2 separate regions of the Homo sapiens genome follow, and region 2 is linked to region 1. Evidence: read pairs that join two places in POLR2A ChIA-PET (ENCODE). Cell type or tissue: Panc1. All regions are shown on one strand. Each heading gives the region's core, and the rest is flanking DNA. Links, peaks and the distances in the headings are about the cores only.

Region 1 (9,960 bases), core at 1,356-9,355:
GACTGAAATTCTGTATCAAAAAAAAAAAATTTTAAATGAACCAGGCATAATGGCACATCCATGTAGTCCCAGCTACCTGGGAGGCTAAGGTAGGAGGATCACTGGAGCCCAGGAGTTCTAGGCTGCAGTGAGCTATGATGGTGACACTGCACTCCAGCCTAGGAGACAGAGCAAGATGTTGTCTCTAAAAAAAAACAAAACGAAAACCTTTCTTTATCAAATTCTTATTTCGCCTCCGGGGACTCCGCCCCATCTAAGATAGTCTGCCTTTGATAGCTGTTTCAGCTGCCTGCTGAATCTTGCCTACAAAGATTACAAACAAATGACACATCATGAAGCCATCTTGCTGGCAGGTTGGATGAGAAAGTTTTCCATCTGAGAACTTGCTCTGGAGCTGTGCTGAAGGATAACAGGTTGTAACTTGGCTCTAAACTCTGGGACTGTTCAGCAGGTCCCAGTGGTGACCTCCAGTTATAATTAGGCAATGACCCATAAATGTGCAGACAGATTAGAAAATTAGAGGAGGCCAGCAGCGAGTCTCATGCCTATAATTGCAGCAGTTGGGGAGGCCAAGGCGGGTGGATCTCTTCAACTCAAGAGTTCAAGACAAGCCTTGGCAACATGGTGAGACCCCTGTTTCCGTTTCTACTAAAAATACAAAAATATGTGTGTGTGTGTGTGTGTGTGTGTGTGTATATATATATATATGTATATATATATAGCTAGGTGTGGTGGTGTGCACCTGTAGTACCAGCTACTCGGGAGGCTGATGTAGGAGGCGGGAGGATCACTTGGGCCCAGGAGGCAGAGGTTGCAGTGAGCCCAGATGGTGTCAGCCTGAGCGACAGAGTGAGACACCATCTCAAAAAAAAAAAAAAAAAAAAATTAGGGGAGAGAGACAGGGATTTTTTTTTCCCCTGCACCATGTGTCTCACTTAAAACATTGAGATGTGGCCTGGCACAGTGGCTCCCCCCTCTAATCCCAGCACTTTGGGAGGCTAAGGAGAGAGAATTGTTTGAGCCCAGGAGTTCAAGACCAACATAGGGAGTTCAAGGGAAACACAGGGAGACCCCATCTCTAAAAATATTTCAAAAATTAGCTGGGTGTGGTGGCTCACACCTGTAGTTGCAGCTACCCAGGAGGCTGAAGAGAAAAGATCACTTGAGCTCAGGAGGTCAAGGCTACAGTGAGCAGGGCATGGGGCCACTGCATAGCAGCCTAGGTGACAGAGCAATACTCTGTCACAAAAACAAACAAAAAACAAAGCAGCAACATAAAGAAAACAACCAAACATTCAGCTGTGAAATAATTGCCTTTAAGTAGAGTATGTACCAATTCACTCAGCTTGTTGGACTCTGATGTCAATGAGGCCAGGAGCTTACCCCCCCCGGGGGGCCAGGAGATTCAAATACAGGCAACATTTCTTCCATCATCAACATCCCTACTTCCAATTTGTCATCGCAAAAGTGCTGTTATTCCCAAGGGATTTTAAGGAGGTGATGTAGACAGGACATTTTCAACACTCCTGGGGAAAGTGTGTCTTTATATATTTGTAATGTCAGATCAGTAGTATCATCTTGATATTCAAGGGACTGCCCTATCCTAAAACATAAACTTGAGAAACTTATGTTAAGTGAATAGCATGGAAGTTAATGGTCAAATGCAGTATGTCTCTTACCAAAGGAGACTTGGACACAGAAGAGCCTCACATTTGTAAATGCTTTAAATCCTGATTTCCTTTTAGGTCACAAGTCTGTCTTCCCTTGCCAACTTCATACGTAATGCAATGGCATCAGCTTTTGGTGAAAGCTTGATTGATTCCTTCTTCTTCTTCTTTTTTTTTTTTTGAGACGGAGTTTTGCTCTTGTTGCCCAGGCTGGAGTGCAATGGCGCAATCTTGGCTCATCGCAACCTCTGCCTCCCAGGTTCAAGTGATTCTCCTGCCTCAGCCTCCTGAGTAGCTGGGATTACAGGCATGTGCCACCACACCCAGCTAATTTTTTTGTATTTTTAGTAGAGTCGGCGTTTCACCATGTTGGCCAGGCTGGTCTCAAACTCCTGACCTTGTAATCCGCCTGCCTCGGCCTCCCAAAGTGCTGGGATTATAGGTGTGAGCCACCACACCCGGCCGATTCCTTCTCTTTCAAAAGCAATCAAGAGAATGAAGCAATTAAACTTAATAACACACAGTAGAAAGAAAACAGCTTTGTTTGTGTTTCAGTCCTACCTTAGGAAGATCCTGTAGCTTTGCATTAATTTTAAAGAATTTTATGACAATAGTTATATTGGTTATTCGTATACTCCTAATTGAATCAACCTGTCCCAACAGTTCAAATTTTATGGAGTTAAAGTGTTCTTAAGTAATTAAATAGAAGGTTTCTTAGTAGGATATTTAAGGGCATTTCAAGTGAATAAGGCCAGCATTATAGATCTAAATTATGACTCGGGCTCATCTTACACATAGGCAAACATTAAGGACCTACTAGCCTACTTCTTCCTAAATTATACAGGGCAACAAATTGTTGTGATTCATTTTAATCAGTAGAGATTAATAAACTTCCTGAAATGGTTCTTTATAAGTTTTTAACTAACTCCCTCATTAAGATTTCCTTACTAATCGACCTGTAGATGTAATCAGTGCCTAGTCCTTTATGGCCTTACTAATATGCCAATGCTATGCTTGCTATATGAATATAGAGAAGACTTTTTGTATACTGATTGGAGCCAAACAGATAAAACCTAAGTTTTATTTCCAAATCTAATTTTGTGTGTGTGTGTGTGTGTGTGTGTGTGTGTGTGTTTTGAGACAGAGTCTCACTCTGTTGCCCAGGCTGGAGTGCAGTGGCGCAATCTTGGCTCACGGCAACCTCCGCCTCCCGAGTTCAATTGATTCTCCTGCCTCAGCCTCCCAAGTAGCTGGGATTACAGGCACCTACCACCACACCCAACTAACTTTTTTTTGGATTTTTAGTAGAGATGGGGTTTCACCATGTAGGCCAGGCTGGTCTCAAACACCTGCCCTCAGGTGATCCACTCACCTCGGCTGCCCAAAGTGCTGGGATTTCAGGCGTGAGCCACCGCGCCTGGCCTATTTTTTTTTTTTCTTTTTTGAGATGGAGTCTCGCTCTGTTGCCCAGAGTGCAGTGGCGCAATCTTGGCTCACTGCAACCTCTGCCTCCCGGGTTCAAGCATATCTTCTGCCTCAGCTTCCCGAGTAGCTGGGATTACAGGTGCGCACCACCCCACTGGCCAATTTTTAAATTTTTGGTAGAGACAGGGTTTCACCATGTTAGTCAGGCTGGTCTTGAACTCCTGACCTCGTGATCCGCTCTCCTTGGCCTCCCAAAGTGCTGGAATTACAGGCTTGAGCCACTGCGCCTGGCCTTCAACTATTTCTTTTAATTATTTTTGAATTTATTTTTTATTTGACTGACTTTTATTTATTTATTATTTATTTATTTATTTGAGACAGGGCCTCTGTCTCAAAATGGCATGATCTCAGCTCACCTCAACCTCTGCCTCCCAGTCTCAAACAATCCTCCTGTCTTAGCCTCCTGAGTAGCTGGGACTACAAGTGTGCATCCCCATGCCTCGTTACGTTTTGTGTTTTTTGTAGAGTCAGGGTTTCTCCATGTTGCCCAGGCATGTCTCAACTACTGGGATCAAGTGTCTGCCTGCCTCTGCCTCCTGAAGTGCCGAGATTACACTGAGATGACATGCCTGAGCCACTGCGTCCAACTGTGTTTTTGGTTTTGTTTTGTTTTGTTTTGTTTTGTTTTGTTTGAGACAGAGTCTTGCTTTGTCACCCAGGCTGGAGTGCAATGGCAATGGCACGATCTCAGCTCACTGCAAACTCCACCTCCCAGGTTCAAACGATTTTCCTGCCTCAGTCTCCCAAGTAGCTGGGACTACAGGAGACTGCCACCATGCCAGGCTAATTTTTTTTATTTTGGTTTGTTTGTTTTTTTGAGACAGAGTCTCGCTGTTACCCAGGCTGGAGTACAGTGGCACGATCTTGGCTCACTGCAACCTCCGCTTCCCGGGTTCAAGCGATTCTCCTGCCTCAGCCTTCCAAGTAGCTGGGACTACAGGAGGGTGCCACCAAGCCCAGTTAATTTTTGTATTTTTAGTAGAGATGAGGTTTCACTATATTAGCCAGGCTGGTCTCAAACTCCCGACCTCAGGTGATCTCCCGCCTCGGCCTCCCAAAGTGCTAGGATTACAGACATGAGCCACCATGCCCGGCCTGTTGTTGTGTTTTTGTTTGTTTGTTTGTTTTTCTATTTTCAAGATGAGGTCTTGCCATGTTGCCAAGACTCATCTCAAATTACTGGGGTCAAGTGATCCACCTGCCTCAGCCTCCTAAAGTGTTGGGATTACAAGTATGAACAACTGTGCCCAGCCAAGTTTTTAAATTTTATTTTTATTTCCCCCTTGAGGATGTCACTTTAATACTTACAGTTTACTGTCAGCTACCTTTGGCTCCGGGTGCTTTCAGTGATGCAGATTCTGTATGTGCTCCTTGGTTAAAGAGAATCTTTGTGCAATGGCTTCCTCAGATGCTGGTTGTAGTAGCAAGGTACAGGCTGTGTACATTGTTTCACTGTCTCTTGTGGGGCTGGAATAGCAGAGGTCTCACGAAGCTTACCTCATTCCCCAATGTGCACACTTAAAGAAGTTTTTCCCCCAGTATTTTATTCACTGGGTTGAACAGTTCAGGCTTCAAGCCAGTAGGAGTTACCCATGGGTAGAAACTGGCTGCAGCTAAAGCAGGTGGGTAAATGCAATACCCCAATGATTGGCAGAGGCCCCACTCTTGACAGAGGCAGCTGAGGAGGCTCTCAGCGAAACGCACTGTCTTTTCAGGGGGAAGAGAGGGAGCCACCTCAGCTCCCTTGCCAGGTCAGCAGGAAGCGGATCTACCTCCTAGTTACACTTCTGACCCAGCATTCCGACTGTTCTGGTGAGACAAGCACCTCTGTTCATCTGCAGGAATGCTGTTGTTCCACATAGAGAGGGACTGCGACTCTCCCTCTCATGCAAGCCTGAACCTGGATGGCACTCCTCCTGTGGGGTTGCAGTCACCCTATAGTGTTCCAGAAAGGTTGTCTACGAATGCACCTATGCCAAGTTCTCATGGGGGAAGGTCCAGCTATGTCTGCAGTGGTGGGAAAGGGAGAGGAGAAGTTCTCTTCTCCAAGACCCTTCATGAGTGCCAGGGATGCTTGACTATTGGGGTAGGGCCACAGACTTTCCTCACTGAGCCTACCACTGAACCTGTGGCTTTGCTGAAAGAAACTTCCCACAAGTGGAAATACTAGGAACTCAAGTCCTGCAGCCTGGTTTCTTTTGTCCCAGAGGGTGCTCCCTTAAGGTAGTACACTTCCCTTTCCCCTAGGAGTAGCAGTCCCTGAGGGCCAGACTACTGTGAATACTGCTCCTCTGGGTCTAGCTGCTCAGTGGGGCTGTCACACTCCAGATTGGTGCTGGGGAATGTCTGCAAGGGATCCAGAGATGTGACCTGTCCTCAAGTCTCCCAGCAGCAGGTACCAGCACCAGCTCTGATGGGGTCAGGAGGAGAGTGACACAGACTCTGAGATTTCCTTGGTTACAAATGGCTTAGTGTGTTGGCCTCCTCAAATGCCAGCTGTCGTAGTAATGTACTGGGCATGTGGACAGACTCAAGACCTCCTAGTTAGCCAAGGTGATGCAGGCAGTGGCAATAGCTGAGGTCACTCAAGTTTTCTCCTTCCTGAACACTGCGTTATTGTGTCTGCAAATGTACTGGGCTGCACTGGTTGGCCTCCAGCCAGGAATTGGTGCTTGCAAAAAGCGCCAGCTGTGGTGGTAGCAATGGAATTTGTGCTTGCCTTATGTCACCCAGGAGAAGTACTCTGGCCTCTCAGACCATGGGTAGGGCCATGGAGCTCCACTCCTAAATGTCCCAGTCCCTTGTGTTACACTATCTGTGCGGGTGGATTGGCAAAACCAGGTGGGGGCTGGGTCAGGCAAGTCCACCCTCCGGCTCCCCAGATGTAGGCACAAGCAGTGGCCTTAGTGGGGATCAGAGGGAAGTTTCCTGGCTGCTGGAGTAATGTTCCAGGGAAAAGCACAGCTGCCTCTGCTGCACGAAAGAATCTGCATGGGGAACCGAGGGTAGCAGGCGGCAGTAAGCCCCAAACAGCTCCCACCCGCAGTGTTCCACTAGCAACAGTTAGGTAGGTTCCAGGCAGCCTGCACTCAGAACTCAAAAATGCTCCAGGCCGGCGGGGCGCGGTGGCTCACGCCTGTAATCCCAGCACTTTGGGAGGCCAAGGCAGGCGGTTCACGGGTCAGGAGATCGAGACTATCCTGGCTAACACGGTGAAACCCCGTCTCTACTAAAAATACTAAAAATTAGCCAGGCGTGGTGGCTGGCGCTGTAGTCCCAGCTACTTGGAGGCTGAGGCAGGAGAATGGCGTGAACCCGGGAGGCGGAGGTTGAAATGAGCCAAGATCACGGTACTGCACTCCAGCCTGGGCGACAGAAGGAGACTCCGTTTCAAAAAAAAAGCTCCAGGCCATAAGCCTTCCTAGAGAGATAGCAACCCTGGCTTTCAGGCCACGCCCCTCCCAGCGTCCACCTGTAAAGCAAGGGCAACCAGCTCCTTCGCCGCACTTCCCGCTCGACCCTCGGTTCTGGACAACGGAGATCGTCCCCAGTCAAGGTGATTATATCGCAGATCTCACTTGGGAGCTTCTCTTAACCTGTGACCATCGCCTGAGTTAGCTGGCCGACTTCCCAGCGGTCCTTTGTGAGGTAGGATCAGGAATGGCTTCCCTCTGTCCCTGCGTGAGTCTGGGAGTGCGTGCAGAGCACTTCCCAGAGCCACTCTTTCTCACACATTCCCCATCACTCACTAAATCAGCAACAGCTGGGTAGGGTTAAGGCCTTCCCCTGTGGCCTGGGTTGCCCAGCTCTTTTAGGGCGTGTGTGGCATGGCGGCCATCGCGCTTCCTCTCAGGCTCTGAAAACTCAACAGTTTTCTACTTCACAGTGTAGGGTGCTACCCACTGCTTCTTTCAAAGGGTCTGTGGTTTTCTGTTAAGTTCCTGTGTTGCTTCTCGGAAAAATGTTCACAGTGTGAATCTCTACACACTATTCTGTCTTTCCAAGTGGGAGAGGCACGCTAACACCGGCTCCTATCCGCCATATTGGAAAAACAAGGTTTCAAAGATTTTCTGATTTACAACTGGTTAAGGAAGGGAAGCATTTATAAAGACTGGGTTCCGCAGAAAAGAACGTTGGGTCTGGCTCGTGGGTGTGGCTTTCTCCAGGCTCCTCAGGAAGAAATTTAGAACAAAGAATGCGGGAGAGTTGAGTTCTCAGTTCTCCCTTATCTGAGGTCTATGTGGCAGTGGATCCATTTGTTAGGGATCCATGTTTATGAAACGCAGGGCCATATGTTACGATATTATTTTTAGTTTCTATAGGGAACCAAACATCTCGTGATTCCAACTTCCTTGGCTACTCTTTTTTTTTTTTTTTTTTTTTTCAGACAAGGTCTCACTGTGTTGCCCAGGCTGGAGTGCAGTGGCGAGATCTGGACTCACTGCAACCTCTGCCTCCAGGGTTCAAGTGATTCTCCTGCCTCAAGCCTCCTGAGTAGCTGGGACTACAGGCATGCCCCACCACGCCCAGCTAATTTTTTGCCTTTTTAGTAGAGATGGGGTTTCACCATGTTGCCAAGGCTGTTCTGGAACTCAAGTGATCTGTCCGACTCGTCCTCCCAAAGTGCTGGGGTTACAGGCGTGAGCCACCTCGCCCAGTTGGCTATCGTTTTAGGCTACTATTACCTTCTTGCTTATCAAATTGCTTATTTACTTCTCAGCACTAGCTAGGTATCTGGAATTGTTATTTTTATTTTATTTACTTATTTTTTTTTTTGAGACGGAGTCTCGCTCTGTCGCCAGGCTGGAGTGCAGTGGCGCGATCTCGGCTCACTGCAACCTCTGACTCCGATTTCAAGCAATTCTCCTGCCTCAGCCTCCTGAGTAGCTGGGACTGACAGGCATGTACCACCATACCCAGCTAATTTTTGTATTTTTAGTACAGACAGGGTTTCACCATGTTGGTCAGGATGGTCTCCATCTCTTGACCTCGTGATCCGCCCACCTCACCCTCCCAAAGTCCTGGGATTACAGGCGTGATCCACTGCGCCCGGCTGGATTTGTTCTTAAAGAAATTCAAGATTTTCCTCTATTTTCATGCTTGTGGCAGGATGGTAGAGAGGTGGGAGGACTGGCAGGCCCCTAACAGGGGTTCCTGCTTCGTCTCACACCCCCATTATGAACATCCCTCACCAGAGGATACATTTATTAAAATCAATGAACCTATAAACCTACATTGATACTTTATCTTTTTTTTTGAGATGGAGTCTGTGTCCCCAGGCTGGAGTACAGTGGGCCATCTCAGCTCACTGCAACCTCCACCTCCCGAGTTCAAGTGATTCTCCTGTGTCAGCCTCCGGAGTAGCTGGGACTACAGATGTGCACCACCATGCCTGGCCAGTTTTTTTTTTTTTTTTCTTTTTTGAGACGGAGTCTCACTCCAGGCTGGAGTGCAGTGGTGCAATCTTGGCTCACTGCAACCTCTGCCTCCCGAGTCAAAGGACTCTCCTGCTTTAGCCTCCCAAGTAGCTGGGATTACAGGAGCCTGCCACCACGCCTGGCTAATTTTTGCATTTTTAGTAGAGATGGGGTTTCACCATATTGGCCAGGCTAGTCTCGAACTTCTGACCTCAAGTGATCCACTGCCTAGGGCTCCCAAAGTGCTGGGATTATAGGCATGAGCCACCACACCCAGCCTACATTGATACATCATTATCACCCAAAGTCCATAGTTTACATTAGGGCTCACTCTTGGCATCATACATTCTGTGGGTTTACAAAAATGTATAATGACATGCATCATGATTATATTATCATACAAAATAGTTTAACTGCACTAACAATCTTCAGATAAATAGACGCACACTTTGGGAGGCCCAGGTGGGTGGATTACCTGAGGTCAGGAGTTCGAGATCAGCCTGACCAATATGATGAAACCCCGTCTCTACTAAAAATACAGAAAATAGCCGAACGTGGTGGCATGCACCTGTAATCCCAGCTTACTCTGGAGGCTGAGACAGGAGAATTCGCTTGAACCCAGGAGGCGGAGGTTGCAGTGAGCTGAGATTGCGCCATTGCACTCCAGCCTGGGCAGCAAGAGCGAAACTCTGTCTCAAAAAAAAAAAAAAATTTTACTGAGGTCTATTTTATCAATTATTTCTCTCACGGATCTTGCCTTTGGTGTTCTATCTAAAAAGTGATCACCAAATTCAAGATCATCTGGATTTTCTCCTATGTTATCTTCTGTGAGCTTTATAGTTTTGCGTTTTACATTTAGGTCTGTGATCCATTTTGAACTAATTTTTGTGAAGGATGTAAGGTCTGTCTAGTTTCATATTTTGCATGTGGATGTCCAGTTGTTCAACAACATTTGTTGAAAAGACTATCTTTTCTCTATTGTATTACCTTTGCTCCTCTGTCAAAGAAATTTTTTACGTTTAAAAAAATGTAAAGATTGGGCATGGTGTCTCACACTTGTAATCTCGGCTACTCAGGAGGCTGAGACAGGAAGATTACTCAAGCCCAATAATTTGAGAACATTATGAACAACATAGCGAAACCCCATCTCTAACAACAAAAAAGAATTAGCCTGGCATGGTGCACACCTGTAGTCCCAGCTACTCCGGAGGCTAAGGTGGGAAGATTATTTGAGCCCAGAAGTTCAACGCAAGGTTGCAGTAAGCTATTGGTACCGCTGCACTTCAGCTCGGGTGACACAGAAAGACCCCATCTCTTTTTTCTTTTTTCTTTTTTTTTTCTTTTGAGATGGAGTCTGGGTCTGTAGCCCGGGCGCAATCTTGGCTCACTGC
Region 2 (9,960 bases), core at 1,398-9,397, 160 kb after region 1:
CACCACGCCCAGCTAATTTTGTATTTTAAGTAGAGACGGGGTTTCACCATATTGACCAGGCTGGTCTCAAACTCCCGACCTCAGGTGATCTGCCCACCTCGGCCTCCCAAAGTGCTGAGATTACAGGCGTGAGCCACCGTGCCCAGCCAAGTTTAATTTTTACACCAATGATTCATTTCTGCTTTTACAGGTGATTACTTTATCTCACTAGAAAAAAAAAATGTAAAAATCTAAACAAAAAGTGTCCAAAACTTACAATAAGCCTTAATCTCGAATAATTACCATGACATGTGTTACTTGTGTGCTTATTGCTGTACAGCCTTCTTTGGCTTTCTGACAAGAGCAACTGCTGAGCAGAAGCACTTCAGCCTCGTCTGGCATTTGATGAATTTGATTAATGTGTGCTATGGTAAGTCTATTCCCCTGTATAATTTTATGGGAGAGGCCATGTGCAAGTCTGAATTTAAAAAAAAGAAAAGAAAAAGCCTTGTGCAGAATTATTACCTACTCAATACATTATATATATGCCAGAGATGGCTAAAGCAGCTATATGTCAAGGTCTGCAAAAACATGAAGAAGCTGGCATGGAAATTAACACGTTGGTGGTCTGCAATGTGTTCAAAGTTGGTGTTTTTAATGACACTTAAAAATAGTTAAAATATGTAATGGCTGATTTCTGACCAGACTAAACTCTCAGCCTGTCTAATGTTAGGCAGCTTGATCTAATCAATCTCATCCTTTTCTTTTCCTCAGTCCAATCTTGCAATTGCTATGTCAGTTTCAGTTCACAATAATACCAGTGCAGACATGGCTCCTTAAGATTTTCTCCTTTTCCCTCACGCGGGTCCCAATTCTAAATTCCCAAGGGCTGACATGATTGACATTTGCCATAGCCTGAGGAGGGAGCATTTCCTTTTGTGGTCTTTCCTTGGTTTGTTTTATTGGGCAGTGAATGGCAAGTCTGTCTGTGTTTCTTTGCTTCACCCCAAACACCTTGGCAAAAATGAAAGCCTTCTAATTTAGCTGTGTCCTCCTTTACTTATGTCAGGAAGCCTGAGCCATAACCTTTGATTAAAAAAATTTTTTTTTGTTTTTTGTTTTTGAGACAGGGTCTTGCTCTGTCACCCAGGCTGAAATGCAGTGGCACGACTGCAGCTCATTGCAGCCTTGACCTCACTGGAGTGTAGTGGCATGACTGCAGCTCACTGCAGTCCCAAGTAGCTGGCACTTACAGGCAGGTGCCACCATGCCTGGCTAATTTTTAAATTTTTTGTAGAAACAGGGTCTTGCTGGCTGGGCACGGTGGCTCACACCTGTAATCCCAGCACTTTGGGAGGCCAAAGCGGGCGGGTCACGAGGTCAGGAGTTTGAGACCAGCCTGGCCAACATGGTGAAATCCTGTTTCCACTAAAAATACCAAAAAAAAAAAAAAAAAAAAAAAAAAAATTAGCTGGGCGTGGTGGCGTATGCCTGTAATCCCAGCTACTCTGGAGGCTGAGTCAGGATAATTGCTTAAACCCGAGAGGCAGAGGTTGCAGTGAGCCAAGATCATGCCACTGCACTCCAGCCTGGGTGACAGAGCAAGATTACGTCTTGAAAAAAACCCCAAAACAAAAAACAAACGAAAAAACCCAGGATCTTGCTATGTCGCCCAGGCTGGTCTCAAACTCTTGGGCTCAAGCAGTGCTCCTGCCTCAGCCTCCCAAAGTGTTAGGATTACAGGTGTGAGCCACTGCACCTGGCCTTTTAAAAATTTTTTAAATTTAAATTTTTGTGAATACATAGTAGGTACATATGTATGGGGTACATGAGATAGTTTGATAAAGGCATACAATGCATAATGATCACATTATTATGATTATGTAAATGAGGTATCTATCACTTCAATACATTTCTTGTTTGTGTTATAAACAATCCAATTATACGCTTTAGTTATTTTTAAATGTACAGTTAAATTATTGACTACAGTCACCCTGTTGTGCTATAATAAATACTAGATCTTATTCATTCTTTCTATTTTTTTGTACCTACTAACCATTCCCACTTCCTCCCCAGTCTCCCCCACTACCCTTCCTAGCCTCTGGTAACCATCATTTACCCTGTTCTACTCTGTATCTCCATGAGTTTAATTGTTTTAATTTTTAGCTTCCACAAATAAGTGAGAAGGCAAAGTTTGTCTTTCTGTATCTGGCTTATTTCACTTAACATAATGACCTCCAGTTCCATCCACACTGTTGCAAATGACAGTATCTTGTTCTTATTTTATGGCAGAATAGTACACCATTGTGTATAAGTACCATATTTTCTTTATCCATTCATCTGTTCACAGACACTTTGGTTGTTTCCAAATCTTGTGAATAGTGCTGCAGTAAACATGCAAATGCAGATCTCTCTTTGATATACTGATTTGCTTTTTTTTTGAGACAGCATCTTGCTCCACTGCCTAGGCTCCTGGAGTGCAGTGGTGTGATCATGGTTCACTCAGGCCTCAACCTTATGGGCTCATGCAATCCTCCTGCCTCAGCCTCCCAAGTAGATGGGATTATAGGTGCGCAGCACCATGCCCAGCTAATTTTTATATTTTTTGTAGAGATGAGGTTTTGGCATGTTGCTCAGACTGGTATTGAACTCCCGAGCTCAAGCGATTCTCCTGCCTTGGTCTCCTACAGTGGTGGGATTAGAGGCATGAGCCACTGCGCCCGACTGGAATTTCCTTTCCTTTGGATAGAAAACTAGCAGTGGGATTGCTGGATCATATGGTAGCTCTATTTTTAGTTTTTTGAGGAGCCTCCGAACTGTTCTCCCCAGTGATTATACTAATTTACCTTCCCACCACCTGTGTACAAGGGTTCTCTTTTCTCCACATCTTTGCCAGCATTTGCGATTGCCTGTCTTTTGGATAAAAGCCATTTTAACTGGAGTGAGATGATATCTCATCGTAGTTTTGATTTGCATTATCTGGTGATAATGATGTTGAGCACTTTTTCATGTATCTGTATGCCTTTTGTATGTCTTTTGAGAAATGTTGATTCTGATATTTTGCCAATTTTTAATCGGATTATTAGATTTTTTCTTATAGAGTTGTTAGAGCTCCTTATATATTCTGGATATTGATCCCTTGTCACGTGAGTAGTTGAAAATATTTTCTTCTATTCTGTGGGTTGTCTCTTCACTTTTTGTTGATTGTTTCCTTTGCTGTGCAGAAGCTTTCTAACTTGATGTGATCCCATATGCCCATTTCTGCTTTGGTTTCCTGTACTTATGAGGTATTATTCAAGAAATCTTTGCCCAGACTGATGTCCTGGAGAGTTTCCCAATGTTCTCTCTCTCTTTATTGTTATTATTATTATACATAATAGTATTTAAAATATTTTCTTTTAGTAGTTTCATAGTTTGAGATCTTAGATTTCAGTCTTTAATCCACTTTGATTTGATTTTTGTATATGGAGAAAGATAGGGGCCTAATTTCATTCTTTTGGGTATAAAAATCCAGTTTTCCCTGCACCATTTATTGAGGAGACTGCCACTTCCCCAGTGTTTGTTCTTGGCACTTTGTCAAAAATGAGTTCACTGTAGACGTACGGATTTGTTTTGGGGTTCGCTGTTCTGTCCTACTGGTCTATGTGTCTGTCTGTTTTTATGCCAGTACAATGCTGTTTTGGTTACTATAGCTCTATAGAAGTCAGGTAATGTGATTCTTCCAGTTTTATTCTTTTTGCTTAAAATTTTCTGTTTTTTTTTGTTTGTTTTTGTTGGTCTTTTTTTTTTTGTGGTTCCATATAAATTTTAGGATTGTTTTACCTTTTTTTCCCTCTTTTTGAGACTGGGACTCACTCTGTCACCCAGGCTGGAGTGCAGTGGCATGATCTCGGCTCACTGCAACCTCTGCCTCCTGGGCTCAGGTGATCCTCCCACCTCAGCCTTCCAAATAGCTGGGACTACAGGCCTGTGCCACCATACCCAGCTAATTTTTGTAATTTTTTTTTAGTAGAAAGGAGGTTTTACCATGTTTCCCACGTTGAAATTTGGGATTGTTTTTTTCTTTTTCTGTGAAGAACGTCATTGGTATTTTGATAGAGATTGCATTGAGTCTGTAGATTGCTTGGGTAGTGTGGACTTTTTAACAATATTGATTCTTCCAATCTATGAAGATGGAATATCTTTACATTTTTTGATGTCCTCTTCAATTTCTTGCATCAGTGTTTTATAGTTTTCATTATAGAGATCTTTCATTTCTTTGGTTAATTCCTAAGTATTTAATTTTATTTGTGGCTATTGTAAATGGGATTACTTTCTTGATTTCTTTTTCAGATTTCACTATTGGCATATAGAAATGCTACCGATTTTGGTATGTTGATTTTGTTTCCTGTAACTTTATTGAATTTATTTAATAGTTTTTTGGTTGAGTCTTTAGGTTTTTCCAAATATAAGGTCATATCATCTGCAAACAAGGGTAATTTGACTTCTTCCGTTCAATTTGGATGATCTTTATTTATTTCTCTTGTCTGATACCTCCAGTGCTATGTCGAATAACAGAGGTGAAAGTGGGCATCCTTGTCATGTTCCAGATCTTAGAGAAAAGGCTTTCAGTCTTTCCCCATTCAATATGATAATAGCTGTGGGTCTGTCATATATGGCTTTTATTATGTTGAGATATGTTCCTTCTATATCCAGTTATTTGAGGGTTTTATCATGACGGGATGTTGAATTTTATCAAATGCTTTTTCAACATCAGTTGAAAGTAATCACATGGTTTTTGTCTTTCAATCTGTTGATATGATATATCCCATTGATTGATTTCTATATGTTGAACTATCCTTGAATCTCTGGAGTAAATCACACTTGTTCATGATGAATGGTCTTTTGAATGTGTTGTTGAATTAGTATTTTGTTGACGATTTTCACATCAATATCAGGGATATTGACCTATAGTTTTCCTTTTAAATGTGTAATTGTCTGGTGTTGGTATCGGGGTAATACTGGCCTTGTGGCATGAGCTTGGAAGTATTCCTTCCTTCTTTATTTTTTGGAATAGTTTGAGTAGGATTGAAGTTAATTCTTCTTTTTTTTTTCTCCCCTCCCTGTCCCTCACCAATCCTCTGCCCTACTCCGATGTTAATTCTTCTTTAAATGTTTGGTAAAATTCAGTAGTGAAGCCATCGGGCCCAGGTCTTTTCTTTGCTGAGAGACCTTTTATTATGAATTGCTTCAATCTCATTACTCGTTATTGGTCTGTTCAGGTTTTGGGTTTCTTCATGGTTTAATCATGGTAGGTTGTAAGTATCTAGGAATTTATAAATTTCTTCTAGATTTTCCTATTTATTTATTTTTAATTATTTATCAATTTTTTTTATTTCCACAGGTTTTTGGGGAACAGGTGACATTTGGTTACATGAGTAAGTTCTTTAGTGGTGATTTGTGAGATTTTGGTGCACCCATCACCCGAACGTATACACTGAACCCAATTTGTAGTCTTTTATTCCTCACCCGCTTTCCACCCTTTCCTCCTGAGTCCCCAAAGTTCACTGTGTTATTCTTACACCTTTGCATCCTCATAACTTAGCTCTCACTTGTGAGTGAGAATGTATGATGTTTAGTTTTCCATTCCCGAGTTACTTCACTTAGATTAATAGTCTCCAATCTATCCAGGTTGCTATGAATGCTGTTAATTTGTTCCTTTTTATGGTTGAGTAGTATTCCATTGTGTATATATATATACACCACAGTTTCTTTATCCATGCTAAAAATGTGTGTGCCAATCAATGAAAAATTTGTAGCTGAAAAAGACTACAAAAACAAGAGCTCAGGCCCTCTTGCCTCCCCCTCCGCCCAAAACAATGAGAACTTACAATTTAAACTCACAAAGCTTATGAAACCTATTACTAATGAGACAGGAAACATAGAGAATCTTGAGAAAAACATAGCTCAAGGTAGAAAAGGCCTTACTTTCATACATAATATTAATCCTGGCAATAGAAGGGGAACAAAAGATTGCAGCACTAAAATTAAGAGAAAATCCAACATGAAATTAAACTTTATTAAATAAATAAATCAAGATAATGAGGAAAAGTTTATTGGTACCCCTTTCAGTAATACCAGATAGTTTATTTTTTTGAGAATAACTAGAAAACTAGACAGAGTGAAAAGAAAGTATGCTTGGCTGGGCCTGGTTGCTCACACTTGTTAATCTCAGCACTTTGGGAGGCTAAGGCAGGCAGATCACTTGAGGTCAAGAGTTCCAGACCAGCCTGGCCAACATGGCGAAACCCCATGTCTACTAAAAATACAAAAATTAGCTGGGTATGGTGGTGCATGCCTGTATTTCCAGCTACTCAGGAGACAGAGGCATGAGAATCGGCTGAACCCAAGACGTGGAGGTTGCAGTGAGCCCAGATCACGCCACTGCACTCCAGCCTGAGTAATGGAGTGAGACTCTGTCTAAAAAAAAAAAAAAAAAAAGGAAAAGAAAGTATGCTGGATAGCAATGGAGAGCTAATGAGGCAGTAAAGGAATTATGGGACCAAGATTCAGGAAAAGGAAATTCAAAGAGCTGAACCCAACATTGCAACATTGGGAAATATTTTTTCCCTGAAAGCATCAGTGGATTCCAGAAGGGACAGCTGAGAGGCTAAACAGAGAATGGACTCTCTTGTGAGGGTGGTGGGACACAAATTGCAGTCCAGATCCACTGAGGGGGATGCCCCCGGAAGCTTTGAGTTAGAGCCTAAAGAGCTACACAGGAAGACTAAGGTCCAACCAGAAGTGGAACAGTTCTCGTAGAGAATGAAGCCCAGGTTTTAATAATCTCAATTTCTGATAAATTAATGTGATTAGGTATTGCTATTGTCCATAGCCTTATGTCTATGGCAAATGTAAAATTTTCTTTGGGGGAAGATAAAATTATTTTAAGTCTTAAATAATTTTTGCAGTTTTGTACATATACAATGTTTTGCACTTAATCACAAATAACTGGTAGACGCACAGAAGGCAAGACAATGTGAGTGAGAAACAAGAGAAGCAATAGACAATATCACTGGGCTCACAGGGGATTCATATAATGGATGTACATATTTAATATACATATTTAAAACTATGGTAATTATGCTAAATAAGTAAAAGACAATTCAAGAACTTTGACAGAAAGCTGAAAAATATTTAAAAAGAACAAAATAGAAAATCTAGAAATAAAAAAATAACCGAAATTAAGAACTTAATCGATGGATTTAGTAACAAATTAATTATAGCTGAAGAGGAAATTAGTAAATTATAAGGTAAGTCAGAAACAATTACCCAGAATTATGTACAGAAGGAATAAAAGATGGAAAAATGTGTATGAACAAAAGATACATAAGGAATAAAAAGATACATAAGGAATACAGTGAGATGATGTAACATGAATATTCTCTTTCTCTTTTCCATTTCGCTATTACATACAGTTGTCCTGAAGCTAGGAACTTATCCACAGGGCAAAAATTGGAGAATGCTTCTCTAACACAGTTGAAAGAATGATCCAGTGAGAATTAGGTTAGTTAATATTTATGCTAACCCCTTTTTAATAAGTCGTCTGTAATTAGATAAGTGTTAAGTATTTAAAGAAAATTCATAAAAAATTAGAAGTGATATGCTTATCCTAATGTGAGTGAGAATCTTTTTTCCTTTAGGTGCACAGGTAAGGCTTCTGTGCAACGAAAGTAAAAGAAACAAAATGGCAAATATATGTAATAAATGATTAAGACCTAATATAAAAATATTTATGGAGAAAAATATTAAGGAAAGCATTAAGTTAATGGAAAAATGGACAATGGTTATGGTAGTAGAGAAAGATTCCATAAAACAACTTACAAATATTAATCTAAAATTTAAAAATTGGTAAAAAAACCAAACTAAGAATGATATAAACAAAAATGAGGAATTCAATATTGACAAGATGTTGGAGACACTGGCAATATTCCCTTTTTCTGGAGGCACTGTAAATCCCTTCACTCTTTTTCAAAAGTGACTTGGCAATAAATAATGAACCACAGAATTGTAGATTTTTTTCCCTCCAGTAATCATAATTCTAATAATTTTTCCTGTAGTTATAATTGCAAGGAACAAATAAGCTATGTTTAGAGAGATTATCTTAACATCTCTATTTATTATAGGAAGAGAACCTATATTAATAAGGGAGAAAATAAAGCAATTTGCATTTTTCTAATTTAACTATTTTGCAATCATGAGAAAAATTAGTTATAAAGAATGAGAGTATATGTGTATGTATATAGCAAAATAATGTTAAAAGTTTTATCAACAAATACTGTTTATGTAAAACAAGTTCTTTCTTTATCCCAGGGTGTCTGGGATTCTTTGGTGTGGTTTCTTAGGAAAAGGGCCCTGTAAATAAAAGTGGCAAGTTGTCTGACAGCCATATACATTGCATATAAAGATGGGACAGAGGTAGGATAACCACACTGGACAATCCTGTTTAAAAGGGGTAAGAAAGGAGGCAAGTAGCTGTTATTGGTCTATAGCAGTTTTGAAATCAAGCTGGGCACATGTCACCATTTCTACTTACTCTGGGAAGAGGGAATACTCACTCATTCTTGCTCCTTTAGAGTGGTTCCCTGTGGCTCTTGGGTCTTCCTTCAGAGTTGTGGGTCAAACTTCTGAGTCACACTTACTTTTTCATTAAGAAATGGCTTGTGCTTGCATCTGAGTAGCATTCTCAGCTTGATTTCTTTTTGAGATCTCTTTTTCATTTTGAACTGTCTTTGACCCATTTAGCCTAAGCTTTTGAAAAACTTTGTAGGCTTCCTGTATATCAAGTTGTGATCTGCTGCTTTAGACAAAAACCACAGCTCAGGCATCTCATCAGCAGAAAATTATCTCACTGCAGGAAAGAAACTTATTGGCACTTTTGGGACCAGATGCCTATTCCTTGGCCAATTATTGTAATTAAGGGATCAGGTACTTTGTCCATCTTGAGTCCTACAACCTCCTTTTTGTCCAAGGCATGGGCCCCTTGATTGAAAAGCACTACAGATACACATGGAGTGTAGGAGGAAGGTACAATTTGCAAAATGAAATGGATATGGGGAAATTAAATTAATAAATGTACATAATTTTAAGCATGGTTGGACTCAGGCCATGCCTTGTGGCATAAGAGCTGGATTTCTACTTACAGCTGCATAAATTGTTCACCCTAAAATAACACCCTGCCTCGTCAGTGAATGGGGGCTGATGTCCAGCCTGTGCCTTGCATATTAAAACATAGCATGCCTATAATCCTCCCAGAAGTGTCCCTTTAACTGATACCCACAAATGTCCCATAGTAGCCCTGAATGAAGAACCTCTGAGACCTCTCTTCTGTGTCAGTTTAGTGTATGGTGTAATATAAGAGTTTGATTTTATTCTTTTGCATATATATATGTATATCGTTTCCCAACACCATTCATTGAGGAAACTATCTTTTTTCATTGTTTATTATTGGCACCTTTGATGTGATTTCAATCTTCTTAAATTTGTTAAGACTTGTTTTGTGGCCTAATATGTAACCTATCCTGGAGAATGTTCAATGTGCCCTTGCAAAGAATGTTCTGTATATGTCTATTAGATTCAGTTGGTCTATAGTGTTGGTCATGTCTGCTATTTCTTTATTGATTTTTTTTTTTGGTATGGATAATATATCCAATGTTGAAAGTGAGGTATTGAAATTCCTCTGTTTACACTGTTATTGTATTGCTGCCTATTTCTCCCTTCAGTTCTGATAATGTTTGTTTAATATATTTGAGTGTTGTGGTGTTGGGTGCATATGTGTTTACAGTTATTATATTCACTTGATGAAATGATGCCTTTATTGTTACATAATACTCTTCTGTGTCTCTTGTAGCAGTATTTGTGTGTCTCTTGCAGCAGTATTTGACTTAAAGTCTATTTTGTCTGATAAAAATATAGCCACACCTACTCTTTTTGGGTTACCAT

What was found. ChIA-PET counts read pairs that join two places held together with the same protein. Peaks named below come from ENCODE experiments on the same cell type or tissue, not always from the same donor. Only the 100,000 strongest peaks of a DNase experiment are listed, where the experiment ranks them.
Region 2: POLR2A ChIA-PET joins it to region 1 with 16 read pairs; 3 of 35 experiments call an interaction of 5 or more read pairs at or near these places.

Annotation. Positions count from the first base shown.
Region 1 is chr12:19,397,417-19,407,376 of GRCh38, forward strand. It overlaps a transcript of AEBP2 not described here. Among named protein-coding and RNA genes, the nearest start is that of AEBP2, 37 kb to the right of the region's middle. In Panc1, for the core only: no CTCF peak of the experiment used is centred there; a DNase peak (open chromatin) is centred at 5,787.
Region 2 is chr12:19,552,984-19,562,943 of GRCh38, forward strand. LOC101928387 (a long non-coding RNA gene) reads left to right here and starts at 61. Exons shown (of 7, transcript XR_007063236.1): 1 at 61-409; 2 at 5,363-5,396; 3 at 7,437-7,524. In Panc1, for the core only: no CTCF peak of the experiment used is centred there; no DNase peak of the experiment used is centred there.